Regions from separate parts of the Homo sapiens genome. Here all the other regions are linked to region 1. A link is a contact called in ENCODE Hi-C or POLR2A ChIA-PET data. All regions are on one chromosome and are shown on one strand. Each heading gives the region's core, a stretch centred on a gene start or an enhancer-like site at or near the end of the contact. The rest is flanking DNA. Distances are from core to core; before and after follow the strand shown.

Region 1 (4,040 bases), core at 1,081-3,580:
TTTTCAATTAATGTTAAGTGATTCTCTGACAAATTTTGTTGACCATAGCCCTCTTTTCCCCTCAGTTCATAGATTTCCTATAGGAATTCTGGTTTGCTTTTAAATACATATAGAATACAGTTTATTTAAGTTCTGGATTTCATAAGCTTACTTGGAAAATACTTTTTTAAAAAAAACATTTCAGGTCAAAGCTTCCAAAAAGAAATTTCTTAATCTGAAACAATGAGAACTGGGTTCCTCAGGCCTCATGTCATTTCCCCTCACCCACAAATCAAATGTGTAATGCTCTCATTTTATGATGTATTGAAACAGTGAAGCAAATGCGAGAGGGAGAGAGACCTACTCTCAGCTGTAGCTGATAAGTGTGTCCTAGCATGGTGATTTGAGCAAATAGAGCACCTTTTCTTTTCCTTTTCTTCAAATAGCCATGCTGTCTTTTGCAGCAGTTGCTGGTGACGGAATACCATAAATCCCCAGGCCTCTACCACAGAGCTTACATCTTTAGATGTGGGTTTACATGTTAATCCTACAATGTTATTTCACCTCAGTGGTCTGAAGTGCGCACACAGTACATTTTGTTCTTTAACTTCCTCTTTTCTTGTCTAACTGGAAGTCCCCAAATGTGTGGATTTAGAAATGAGTTCTCTAGTGTTTCTAGTTTTGAGTTAAGGAAGTTTTGTCTTGATATTGTTTAGGTGGTTGTTTTTGTTCTGTGCCTTCAAAAATAATTTCTTACAGAATTTTCTGTGTGAACTGGTGACATCATATGCTGTAGTGTAAAGCTTGTAGAGAAGGGGGCATTGGTGTCTTTTTGTTGTTGTTGACACTTTATCACTCCTTATAACTGACACAAACCCTGAGAAGAGAAACAGGAAGGAAACTCCCTGTTCTTACCATGATGCTTTTGTTCAAAATAGCTGAAAACAGCAGAGCTGACGGAAACCAATTTGAGTGTGACAGCTGATTTGAGAAAGAATGAATTAAGAGATTCAGGCTCTTCTGCTATGTTGAAATCATTTTTACTGAAAGATTAGCTGTTTGGAACAGGGATTGACTTTGTCTCTCTGAAAGTAGGCATGAAGAGTTCGGTTAGAGGAACCGTTACAGATGGAGGAGAAACTTGAGGAAAGGTCTTTCCTGTAGTGTGACTACAGTATTAACATTCCCAGATTATATGAAAGAGAAAGGAAGCTTCATTAAATGAAACATTGGAATCAGGAAGACTCCGGCTTGGCTCCCTGAGCATTCTAACTTGTTCTGAGCCTAGTCTCGACAGAAGTAGCCTGACACAAGTGGCTCAGATCAAGGGTCCATATTACGGGCAGAGTAAAAATAGGTCCCAGTTTCATTAGACTTCTCATACATTTAAGGAAAAAAAGATTTGTTGCCATAGGAACAGACCAGTTGTTTTCTGTCTTGTGGGATTTTAGGAGCTGGGGAGATAGGAGGATCCCTGTGCTTATAATCTAAACATCAGTAAATGCTGGTTTTTTTTAAAACAACAACAACTTTATCTTTTATGATTCTGAAACCTATCCACGATAAAAATCATTGGAAAGTATGAAAAATATAATGATGCTGAAGGTATTTTTCATAATTCTTTTTTTTTTTTTTTTTTGGAGACAAGGTCTCTCGCTCCGTCGCCCAAGCTGGAGTACAGTGGCACGATCTCAGCTCACTGCAGCCTCTATCAGGCTTAAGCAGTTCTTCTGTCTCAGCCTTCATAGTAGCTGGGACTACAGGTGCACACCACCACGTCCAGCTAATTTTTGTATTTTTAGTACAGACAGGGTTTTGCCATGTTGCCCAGGCTAGTCTCGAACTCCTGAGCTCACATCATCTGCCTGCCTCGGCCTGCCGGAGTGCCAGGATTACAGGCATCAACCACCATGCCCGGCCTTATTTTTCATAATTCTTATCACCCATTTACTTGAGCTTATACCATAATGATTTTATATCATTCTTTTTTGCTTAACATTTATTATAAGCTTATTTCATGACATTAAAAACGTGTAAATACCTTTATTGTATCCCAGCATTGGAATATGTCATTATTATCTCTTGCCCAATTGTTAATATTTGAATTTTCAATTTTTTAACAATACAAATAAGGAAGTATAAATTTTTGTGTTGTTGTTAGAGTGATGGGTTATTTATGTGTTCAGATTTGAGTAGTCAAGTGGGCCCTCTAATTTAAAAAGTTACCAAGGGGATTCTCTGGGTTGAGCCCACGTAGAGATGGCTTTGCTATGGGCATTATCATTCTGAACTGCTTCATTGCAGTAGATGTCTGCTGAGGCAAGGAATGGGGAATTCGGGAGAACCCTGGTTTCCCCATAAGGGACCTAAGGAACATAAGGGACATAAGGAACAGCTTTATGGGTCATACCACAGCAAGATGGGCCGGCACTTTCACATTGAGAGGTGACAGCGTGCTGGCAGCCCTCACAGCCCTCGCTCGCTCTCGGTGCCTCCTCGGCCTTGGCACCCACTCTGGCCGCACTTGAGGAGCCCTTCAGCCCACTGCTGCACTGTGGGAGCCCCTTCCTGGGCTGGCCGAGGCCGGAGCTGGCTCCCTCGGCTTGCGGGGAGGTGTGGAGGGAGCCAGCTCCGGGAACCGGGGCTGTGTGCCGCACTTGTGGGCCAGCTGGAGTTCCGGGTGGGCATGGGCTTGGCGGGCCCCGCACTTGGAGCAGCCGGCCAGCCCTGCTGGCCCTGGGCAATGAGGGGCTTAGCACCTGGGCCAGCGGCTGCAGAGGGTGTGCTGGGTCCCCCAGCAGTGCCGGCCCACCGGCGCTGCGCTGGATTTCTCACCGGGCCTTAGCTGCCTTCCCACGGGGCAGGGCTCGGGACCTGCAGCCCGCCATGCCTGAGCCTCCCCCCACCTCTGTGGGCTCCTGTGCAGCCTGAGCCTCCCCAACGAGACCGCCCCCTGCTCCACGGCACCCGGTCCCATCAACCACCCAAGGGCTGAGGTGTGTGGGCGCACAGCGCGGGACTGGCGGGCAGCTCCACCTGCAGCCCCAGTGCGAGATCCACTGGATGAAGCCAGCTGGGCTCCTGAGTCTGGTGGGGCCTTGGAGAACCTTTATGTCTAGCTCAGGGATTGTAAATACACCAGTCGGCACTCTGTATCTAGCTCAAGGTTTGTAAACACACCAATCAGCACCCTGTGTCTAGCTCAGGGTTTGTGAATGCACCAATCGACACTCTGTATCTAGCTACTCTGGTGGGGACTTGGAGAACCTTTGTGTGGACACTCTGTATCTAGCTACTCTTGGTGGGGATTTGGAGAACCTTTGTGTCCACACTCTGTATCTAGCTAATCTGGTGGGGATGTGGAGAACCTTTGTGTCTAGCTCAGGGATTGTAAACGCACCAATCAGCACCCTGTCAAAACAGACCGCTCCGCTCTACCAATCAGCAGGATGTGATTGGATGGGGCCAGATAAGAGAATAAAAGCAGGCTGCCCGAGCCAGCAGTGGCAGCCTGTTCGGGTCCTCTTCCACAGTGTGGAAACTTTGTTCTTTTGCTCTTTGCAATAAATCTTACTGCTACTCACTCTTTGGGTCCACACTGCCTTTATGAGCTGCAACACTCACCGCGAAGGTCTGCAGCTTCACTCCTGAAGCCAGCGAGACCACGAACCCACCGGGAGGAACGAACAATTCCAGACGCGCTGCCTTAAGAGCTTTAACACTCACCGCGAGGGTCCACAGCTTCACTCCTGAGCCAGCGAGACCACGAACCCCACCAGAAGGAAGAAACTCCGAACACATCCGAACATCAGAAGGAACAAACTCCGGACACGCCGCCTTTAAGAACTGTAACACTCACTGCGAGGGTCCACGGCTTCATTCTTGAAGTCAGTGAAACCAAGAACCCACCAATTCCGGACACAACATTATATACCTGATGTGCGGAAATACCCTTGCGCCATTGACTAGCATCTTATGTTGTTCATACAGTCCTCATTCACTTAAACTTAGTCCTCTAAGGAGGTGGATTAGAGGTCCTACATTAGTAGAAAGGAGGTAAC
Region 2 (3,830 bases), core at 1,254-3,753, 1.2 Mb before region 1:
CTTGCCTCAGCCTCCCAAGTAGCTGGGATTACAGGCACTCCTGGGTAATTTTGTATTTTTAATAGAGATGGGGTTTCACCATATTGGTCAGGCTGGTCTCGAACTCCTGACCTCAGGTGATCCAACCACCTCGTCCTCCCAAAGTGCTGGGATTACAGGCATGCGCCACCACACCTGGCCAAGAGTGAGTTTTCTAAGTGCTGTACCAGAGCATCTCTCACTTTATTTTCTGCCCCTCCTCTTTAGTGTTACTTTCCCTTTTCTTTCTTAAGGGTAAGACCTTCAGTTGCTGAGCTTGATAGGAAGGCCATCTAGAGTTAGATCCTGGGCAGAATCCATATCCGGAGGGATTTCCAGAAGTGGAATTTCTTTTCTTTTCTTTTCTTTTCTTTTCTTTTCTTTTTTTTTTTTTTTTTTTTGTGATAGAGTCTTGTTCTGTTTCCCAAGCTGGAGTGCAGTGGCGCGATCTCAGCTCACTGCAGCCTCCACCTCCCGGGCTCAAGGGATTCTTCTGACTCAGCCTCCCAGGTAGCTGAGACTACAGGCACATGCCACCATGCCCGGCTAATTTTTGTAATTTTAGTAGAGACGGGTGGCCAGGCTGGTCTTGAACTCCTGACCTTAGGTGATCCACCCCGCCTCAGCCTTTTAATGTGCTGGGATTACAGGCGTGAGCCACCATGCCCAGCCAAAAGTGGAATTTCTTTCTCCCTGCCTTCCTCTCCCCTCCCCTCCCCTCCCCTCCCCTCCCTTCCCTTCTCTATTGTCTTGCTCTGCTGTCTAGGCTGGAGTGCAGTGGTGTGATCATAGCTCACTGTGGCCTGAAACTCCTGGGCTGGAGTGATTCTCCTGCCTCAGCCTCCCAAGTAGCTAGAACTACAGGTGTGTAACCACTGGGCCTGGCTAAGTGTTATTATGTTTTGGAGAGATGGGGTCTTGCTATGTTGCCCAGGGTGGTCTTAAACTCCTGTCCTCAGGCAGTCCTCCTGCCTCAGCTTCTCAAAGCGCTGGGATTACAGGGGTGAGCCACTGCTCCCAGCCAAGCAGTTTAATTTCTGAATTAATAAACTATCTTCCTTCCAGCTCCAAGGAAAAGCAAAACTTACACTTGTGTTCTTGGAGACACTTTTTTCTTTTAAATTCCCAGGTAGATTTGGAAGTTCACTGTTAAAGATGGTTCGACACCCTTGTTAGTGTATGTTACCTACTAGGCCTCTCTAGAAGAGCATTTTGAGTTATTTCTGCCATAAGATGAATGGTTTTCCAGGCACTTGTTCTCGGTTGTATGTTTTTGTGGTCAAAAAAGATGCATTACCAGAAGAAATGTTTATATTTTGGGAGTATTCATAATTCACTGGGCCCAGCTTTGCCCTTTCTAGTGTGCACCCGCCCCCATTCTTGCTCTTAAGCAGTTCTCAGATCCTCTCATTCATTTATTAATTTGCTCATTCCACAAATAGTTATTTAGTGACTAAGATTTTATAAAGGAGAGCAGACATTTATCTAGCTTCAAAAACAGTCTAGTGAGGGAGTAACAATATGTGCTCAGCTGTATTATAAAGCACAAAGTGCTAAACTTTATGAGAGAAACAGATAAAGTATAATAAAAGCTCAAGGGAGGGAGAAGTTTACTTCTCACTGGGATGGAGGGAGGAACTGGAGATAATTCTGTGGAAGTACTGGCTTTAAGCTGGTCTATAGAAATAGGAGTTTAATATCTGGAGATGGGAAGGAAAAACGTGCCAGGATAATGAGGGAAATATTGTGAAGCCAGAGAGTTTTGGATTTAATTTGCTGATAGGGAGAAATGTAAAGTTTTACAGTGAAGTTATAAATAAACATTTATTAAGCATTTAAAATGTGCCAATCATTATACATGCTTCAAGGAGATTACTGTTGTGGTGAACGAGGGCAGGGTTGGTAAGTTGGAGACTGAGATTAGACAGATTAGGTAATTTAGGTGAGGTAAGTTATCAGTTGCCAAGGTTTCGTACAGTCTGAGCAATATTCATAGTCTTTGTGGTCAGATGTAGTTTGTTTGCTGCTCCTCCAAATAATGACAATTATAATCAGCAATTATTGAGCAGGTATTGAGCACCTGAAACACATTAACTCATTCATCCTTACTACAACTCTGAGACAGATGCTATTATTATCATCATTTTACAGATGAGGAAATTGAGGTTCCATGAAGTTAAGTAACTTGCCCAAAGATGCTAAATGTGATGTATACATAGTAGTATGGATTTAAACCCAGGCAGACTGGGCTTATAATTTCCATGCTACTATAATACTCATGGCATCTATGTATACGGAGCAATAAATATGGAGATTTTCCTTACTTTATTGTATTCAATGACACTTTTGTATGTAGAATGTTCTTTGTAGACATTCTGGGCCTTTGCAAGTTGTCTCAATACCACATTGCCAAACCTTAGAGGCAGAGTCATGGATGTCTCCTAATTAAGTTATCTGAAGCCCACATCCTCTGCCTGTCTTCAGTTAGATGCCTAGTGTACTCATGGGAGGGGACAGATGACAAGAGTTTCAGGGCCAGGCTTTGATGTCTGCATCGTGCCATTTCCAGAAACCCAAGGTTTTCAGTCCTATCGGTTATGTGCTATTCCCTCTACCAAATTTATAATCTTAGGTATATTTATTGTATTTTTTAAAAGACTTCTCTCTTTGTAAGCATTATTTTTCTAGATTTGGCTTTTTTAGTTACGGTGTAACGTAAATTTTTAGTCTGAATCTGCTAAAGTTATGATGCTTGTGGATATCAATTATTTTGAGACCAAGTAAATCTCAATGACATTTGAATAAAATGTCCAGCATACCTTTGCACAGGCTTGTTTTGCTTGCAAACATTAAAGTAATTCTGGGGTGTTGCCTTGTGTTGAGATTTCTTGTGGGTAACAGTTAGGGGAGACCATCCCAAATTCCTGTGGGTAATCCCAAAGAGAGGCAGATCTAAAATCTTAATGAAGTTCTGAGTCTGTCTTCTACAAGGCTTCTTTCATGGTTTGGGGCCCTGCCCGTTGGCTGTTAGTAAGGGATATCCTGGGGGGTGCTAAATGTGACTTTAAAAAGACTGTTCTTTGTATGATAAATGATCTCTTAAAAAGAAAACTAGTCACTCCCTCCTGCCAGCCTCTAACCACTTCCTGTAAATGACAGCACACAGATCTTAGTTTCACCAAGTGAAAAAATTATTTTATTTTCATGAAAGCAGTTCCCCTCTGCTTCTTCCTTCCAACATACATATATATAATAAATATAAATATAAATATATACACACACACACACACAAGCTGCAGATAGGCAGGCTTTTTACCTGTAATATCAAGGTATAAAATGACATGTTTTTATGATCTTATGAGAATAAATTACTTTGGTTATCTTTCATTGTCTTCTCTAATAATAAATGTAGGTTCAGAACATATCTTGGTATTTGAGTACTTTGGATTTTTTCCCCCAAATTTCCTAGGTGTTTTTGAATGACACAAACATGGTATATGATTTTCTAATTACTGATGCCAGAAGCTCCTATAACAGCTTTATGATGGCTTCAGGTAGCAAATAGGGCAGGGAAATGGCTTTCACTTTGGGAAACGAAAATATGGTGAAGGTATTTGTAAGACTGTGAAAAGACGGTTGTGGTGGCTCATGCCTGTAATCCCAGCACTTTGGGAGGCAGAGGCGGGAGGGTCACTCTTAAGGCCAGGAGTTTGAGACCAGCCTGGACTACATAGTGAGACCCCATCTTCAAAAAAAATTAAAAAATTATAGCCAGCATGGTGATGCATGTTTATAGTCCCAGCTCCTCAGGA
Region 3 (4,185 bases), core at 797-3,296, 1.3 Mb before region 1:
ATGTGCTGAGCATTGACCAAAATACTTGGCACTACTCACAAGGTACAAAGACACCTTCCCTAGCCTGGGGTTAAGAAGTTTCTCCTTCAAACTCTTGAGAATGGGAACTGGAATGGAAGCCCAAGTCCCAATTTTGGTTGCTCAGTGTTGCATGAATTCTTTTTTTACTTGCTAATGTGCCCTTATTGTGAGATCAGCCAGTGTAACTTCTTACCCACAACCACCTCTCCAGACCTCCTGAAAAATCAAGCTAACAGGGGAGGATAACTGCTAAATGGGGGGTGGCGGGCACAACGTGTCACCTACATTGACCAGAGTTCTTCATTCACTGCTCATGGCTCCAGCGCACTCCATGAATATTGGGATTGAATGATACACAACCGAATGTTGGATCAAATGATGTTGGGAGCTCTGTCCTCAAAATGGCCCCTAATAAATCCCTACCCATATTTTCCAGTTTCCTTTCTTTACTCTTTCCTTTCCCCTGATGACAAAGAATAATTGGCTTCCCCTTTTCTTCCCTGACCAGCTATGCTCCAGAGTCCTTTCTTTGTTCCCTAACAGTCCTGGTTCCGTCTCAGGTTCCCACATTTCTCCCTTTTGATCTCTGTCTCTCTGTTCAGATGGCTGTCACAGTTTAATAATTCTGGAGGGTCTATCCCCTACAGATTTATGTCTCCCTGTCTCTCCTCTTATTCACCCCATGGTGCATTCAGAATCCCGTTTTCGTGCCTCCCTGGGTTGTCATTTCTCAGGCTCTGGCTCCTTGGCCTGGTTTACTTCATGGTGCTGGATCTGCCCCGTCACTTCTTGTTCAGCTTCTTCTGTTTCTGGAAAACCCTTTGTTCCCGGGCTTCTTTGTGGGCTCAGTGTCCTCCGGCCCTACACTGCAGCCCTGTCTGGATCTTGCCCTTGTCCTCGTTCTGACCGCGTCTAGCCCTGGGATCTGAGGCATCGTGGTCTTTTGCCCTCTGCTTTCCCTTCAGTTTCTCCAGGTCCTTCTCCAGCAGCCGCACAGGCCCCGCTGGGTTTCTCTCCAGCCAGGGAGAAACCCTCCTTTGTCCCGCTCCCGGCGGCGTAGGTCAGCGCTGACTGGGGCTCCCGCTCGCCCTGTGGAGCCGGCCCGGGTCTCCCTGCCGTTCGGCCGGCCCAGCCTTTCATCCTGACGCGCGGGGCCTCCCACCCAGCGGGACTCCCGCGTGGGCCGGCCTCTCGCGCCCCTCGGCTCGGGCCCCAGTCCGGGCCGGGCGGGGGTCGGCAGCCCCTGGGGGACCCGTGTGGGCAGCCCGGGCCCAGCCGGCCGCAGCCTGGGGCCGAGGACTCGCCGGGACCCGGAGGCGGCGGGGAGAGGGGGCGGGGAACGGGCCGGGCCTGGCGCTCCTGACAGGAGGAGCCGCCGCCGCCGCCCGCCGCTGCAGCCGCGCCGGGGCGGGCTGAGGGAGGAGCGGAGCCGAGGGGTGAGGACGCGGAAACGCGAGCCGGGACCGGCGGAGCGCGAGCGGGCCGGGTGCGAGCGGACTGAGGAGCGGAGCGCGACTGCCGGGCCGGGCGAGGCGGGCGGACGGCGGAGAGCGAGGGCGCCGTCGCCGTCTCTGAGACGCACAAAGGGTCGAGGCTGGGGCCGCCGCCGCCTCAGCGCGCGGGCCTGGAACCGGCAGCCCCCGGGGCTCGGCGAGAAGGCGGTGCGGGCGGCCATGGCCGGCTACGTGCCGGGTCAGCAGCCGGCCAACCGCAGCCAGGAGAAGGAGTTCGTGCAGGCGTACGAGGATGTGCTGGAGCGGTACAAAGGTAGGGCCGGGGACTGGCCGGCGCTGAGGCCCGCGGGCCGGCGCAGCGTGGCCTTCGGAGCCGGTCGGCTCGGCGGCTGCAGGTGGGGCGGCCGGGCGGGGTCGCACCCACCGCGCGGGGCTTGGCCCTGAGCTGCTGCTTCTCGGGGCCAGTTTATTTACAGAGTTGAGATAAGCCTTCGGAAACCGCCCCCGGGGCAGTCGGCGCGCTCAGAGCGCCAGTTACATGATTTGCCCTATTATCCGGCCCCAGCTGGAAGAAGGCGAGACAAGGCGCTGGCCTGGAGACCGGCCGCCGTGGGGAGTTGCTGGGGAGGAGGAGGAGGAGGAGTTGGGCGCGGGAGAAACCACCCGCTCTGCTCTGGGTGCGAGCTTCCTCCCAGAGGGGCTCGGACCTCTGTGTGCCCGCGGAGAGTCCCTCCCTCGCCCCCTTTTGTCTCTTTGAGTCTCGGATGAGTCGCGTGGAAGCCGAGGTTGGAAAGCACCTTGGTGTCTTCGGGGTGGGGTGGGCAGCGGTGTGGGTGAGTGTGCAGTTTTTGGTGGCGAGACCTTACCCCCTCCATCTCCCCGGGGGTCTGGGCCTGCTGGAGGTAGGGGTCTGTTTTTTTCCTCCCACATAAAGATTTGCCTTGGAGCTCGGATTTCAGCCCTGAAGGCTCTCTTGCGAGACACTTCTGCAAGTTAATGCCTAATCTGCGCCTTGGGTGTATGGGGAGAAAGTTTTGACAGACAAGAGGGCCTGTGGACTGCATTTCCCTAACTGCTGTAGGTGCCCCTGAATGGAAGCCAGGGATGCGTGGCCTTGGGAGGCCCTTGCCTTGATCTTTAACATCCGGTTCTGGGAGTTTGCTTTGGCTGGCAGTTATGCTTTCCACAGACGGGGAGATTTTCCCAGAAACGACACAGGCAGCACTTTTCCCCATTTTATTCAGCTCGGGCCCTTGTGACTAGGCCCTTAGTTTCTTTTTATCTGAAGGAGAGGAAACTTCAGCCCCTATGACTGAGTCCAGCGTACTTGTTTACAGCACCTATCCAGTGAAGGGAAACTAATGAAGAAGCTGTAAAACGCCCCCCCTCTCCCCCCTCCCCCCCACTTTTTTTTTCTTGTGGCATTGGAACTCTGCTTGGGAATGCAGCAGGAAAAAAGTAGAGATGAAATGCGAAAAAAGACCTACTAGGGTTTTTGCTTGTTCCCTCTGCATCAGCTCCTGTAAACTGTCCAGCTTTTCCTGCCTGCAGCAAGTTTTCTGTCAACCCCCTGTGGTCTTTCTTTTTAAGAAATGTGGTTCATTTCAGAGCACAAAGAGGTTAGATTGTGCTGCTGAACTTCATTGAAAAAATGCTGCTCAGTGAATGGTTGCATTAAGTTTCCTTTGCAGGCTTTTGAGTAACACTGCTCTCTTCAGAGAGAGGAGATACATTAGGACCGTCCCGGGCTGTGACAGCTTCAAACCAGCAGAATTAAGACCCAAAATAGGTGAAGAAATCTCAGCACCTCACTGGATGGTAGTACTGGTGACCTCCAGCGGAAAGGAAGTTGGACTCCTAGCAAATGAGGCTGGGAAAGAAGGGGGCAGTAGGGCTTGTTCCAGGAGAGACCTCTTTTGTTCAGTTTTTTTTTTTTAGCTGTCTCACTCAGTTTGGCTTTCCTCTGAAGGGCCTTGATCAGGTGTATAGGAACTTAATCCTTCCCAGACACAGGTCTCTTTCTTGAGGGGAGGAATGAGTTAAAAATGGTTGCCCAAAGTAAATTACCTCGAGTTGTATACGGTGGTCGTGCAGTCTGCTCTTCTGATCGGTGCAGAACAATCTCTCTTCCCCCCACTGCACCGTTCTCACTGGGAGGTCAGAGTGGCTTAGCATCCGGGCCTTTGTTACTTTGCTTATGGAATTCCTGCATTTTCCAGACTTAGAAATCCCCGTACTACCTTAATAGGAGAACAGTTTGTCTAAGCAGAGGAGTGAGCTGGAATCTATAGAGTGACCAGGGGAAGGAGTTTGTGAGGATCATGCCACGTATTGGTTTTGGAAAGAGATGGGAAAATAGATATTGATGATGGTGGGGTGTTCTAGACCCTTATTGGCTGGTCACCACATTACTTGGATCTCTCTCTGCTGCTATTAATTTGTAGTCACCTCATTATACAGGCTGAAGCAGGATTTTTATATGCAGAAGGAGAGCTAAAATTTTCAGCTGCCTAAACTGCCCCTAGGGCCAATGGGAGAAGGGCAGTAATGTATTTGGAGTGTGAGGGAAGCAGAGCTGTGTGTAGTGCAGCTGTATTAGGAATGGTAGTCAAGTATGGGTTTTCCAGAACTGTGCTTGGCAACCATTTTTTTTTTTTTTTCTGTGTGGTGGCAGTGAGCATGGTCTTGGCAGGATTAGATGATTCAGCAT

The links. Hi-C counts contacts between places; a loop is a spot of excess contacts on that map. ChIA-PET counts read pairs that join two places held with the same protein, here RNA polymerase II (POLR2A). Pooled maps may share reads with other maps.
Region 2: a pooled map shows a loop between it and region 1 (5-fold over the local background). The contact joins two enhancer-like sites. A Hi-C loop is called at or near these places in 7 of 50 pooled maps. POLR2A ChIA-PET finds 5 or more read pairs at or near these places in 2 of 52 experiments (CD8-positive, alpha-beta memory T cell and OCI-LY7).
Region 3: a loop to region 1 is called in a map with no recorded cell type, with 13 times the contacts of the local background. The contact joins two enhancer-like sites. A Hi-C loop is called at or near these places in 1 of 37 single-sample maps with no recorded cell type and 2 of 50 pooled maps. POLR2A ChIA-PET finds 5 or more read pairs at or near these places in 1 of 52 experiments (PC-9).

Annotation. Positions count from the first base shown.
Region 1 is chr1:40,385,254-40,389,293 of GRCh38, forward strand. All of the region lies in intron 1 of SMAP2 (small ArfGAP2), which reads left to right. Among named protein-coding and RNA genes, the nearest start is that of SMAP2, 14 kb to the left of the region's middle. RefSeq lists an enhancer at 492-761. Within about 2 kb of position 2,331, at least 8 of the 41 ENCODE cell types and tissues checked have a DNase peak (open chromatin) inside an H3K27ac peak, as active enhancers do.
Region 2 is chr1:39,193,953-39,197,782 of GRCh38, forward strand. It overlaps a transcript of MACF1 not described here. Among named protein-coding and RNA genes, the nearest start is that of MACF1, 8.8 kb to the right of the region's middle. RefSeq lists a silencer at 2,925-3,219. Within about 2 kb of position 2,504, at least 13 of the 41 ENCODE cell types and tissues checked have a DNase peak (open chromatin) inside an H3K27ac peak, as active enhancers do.
Region 3 is chr1:39,103,930-39,108,114 of GRCh38, forward strand. It overlaps a transcript of MACF1 not described here. Among named protein-coding and RNA genes, the nearest start is that of NDUFS5, 80 kb to the left of the region's middle. RefSeq lists silencers at 1,096-1,185, 1,226-1,755, 1,796-1,935 and an enhancer at 2,196-2,255. Within about 2 kb of position 2,047, at least 32 of the 41 ENCODE cell types and tissues checked have a DNase peak (open chromatin) inside an H3K27ac peak, as active enhancers do.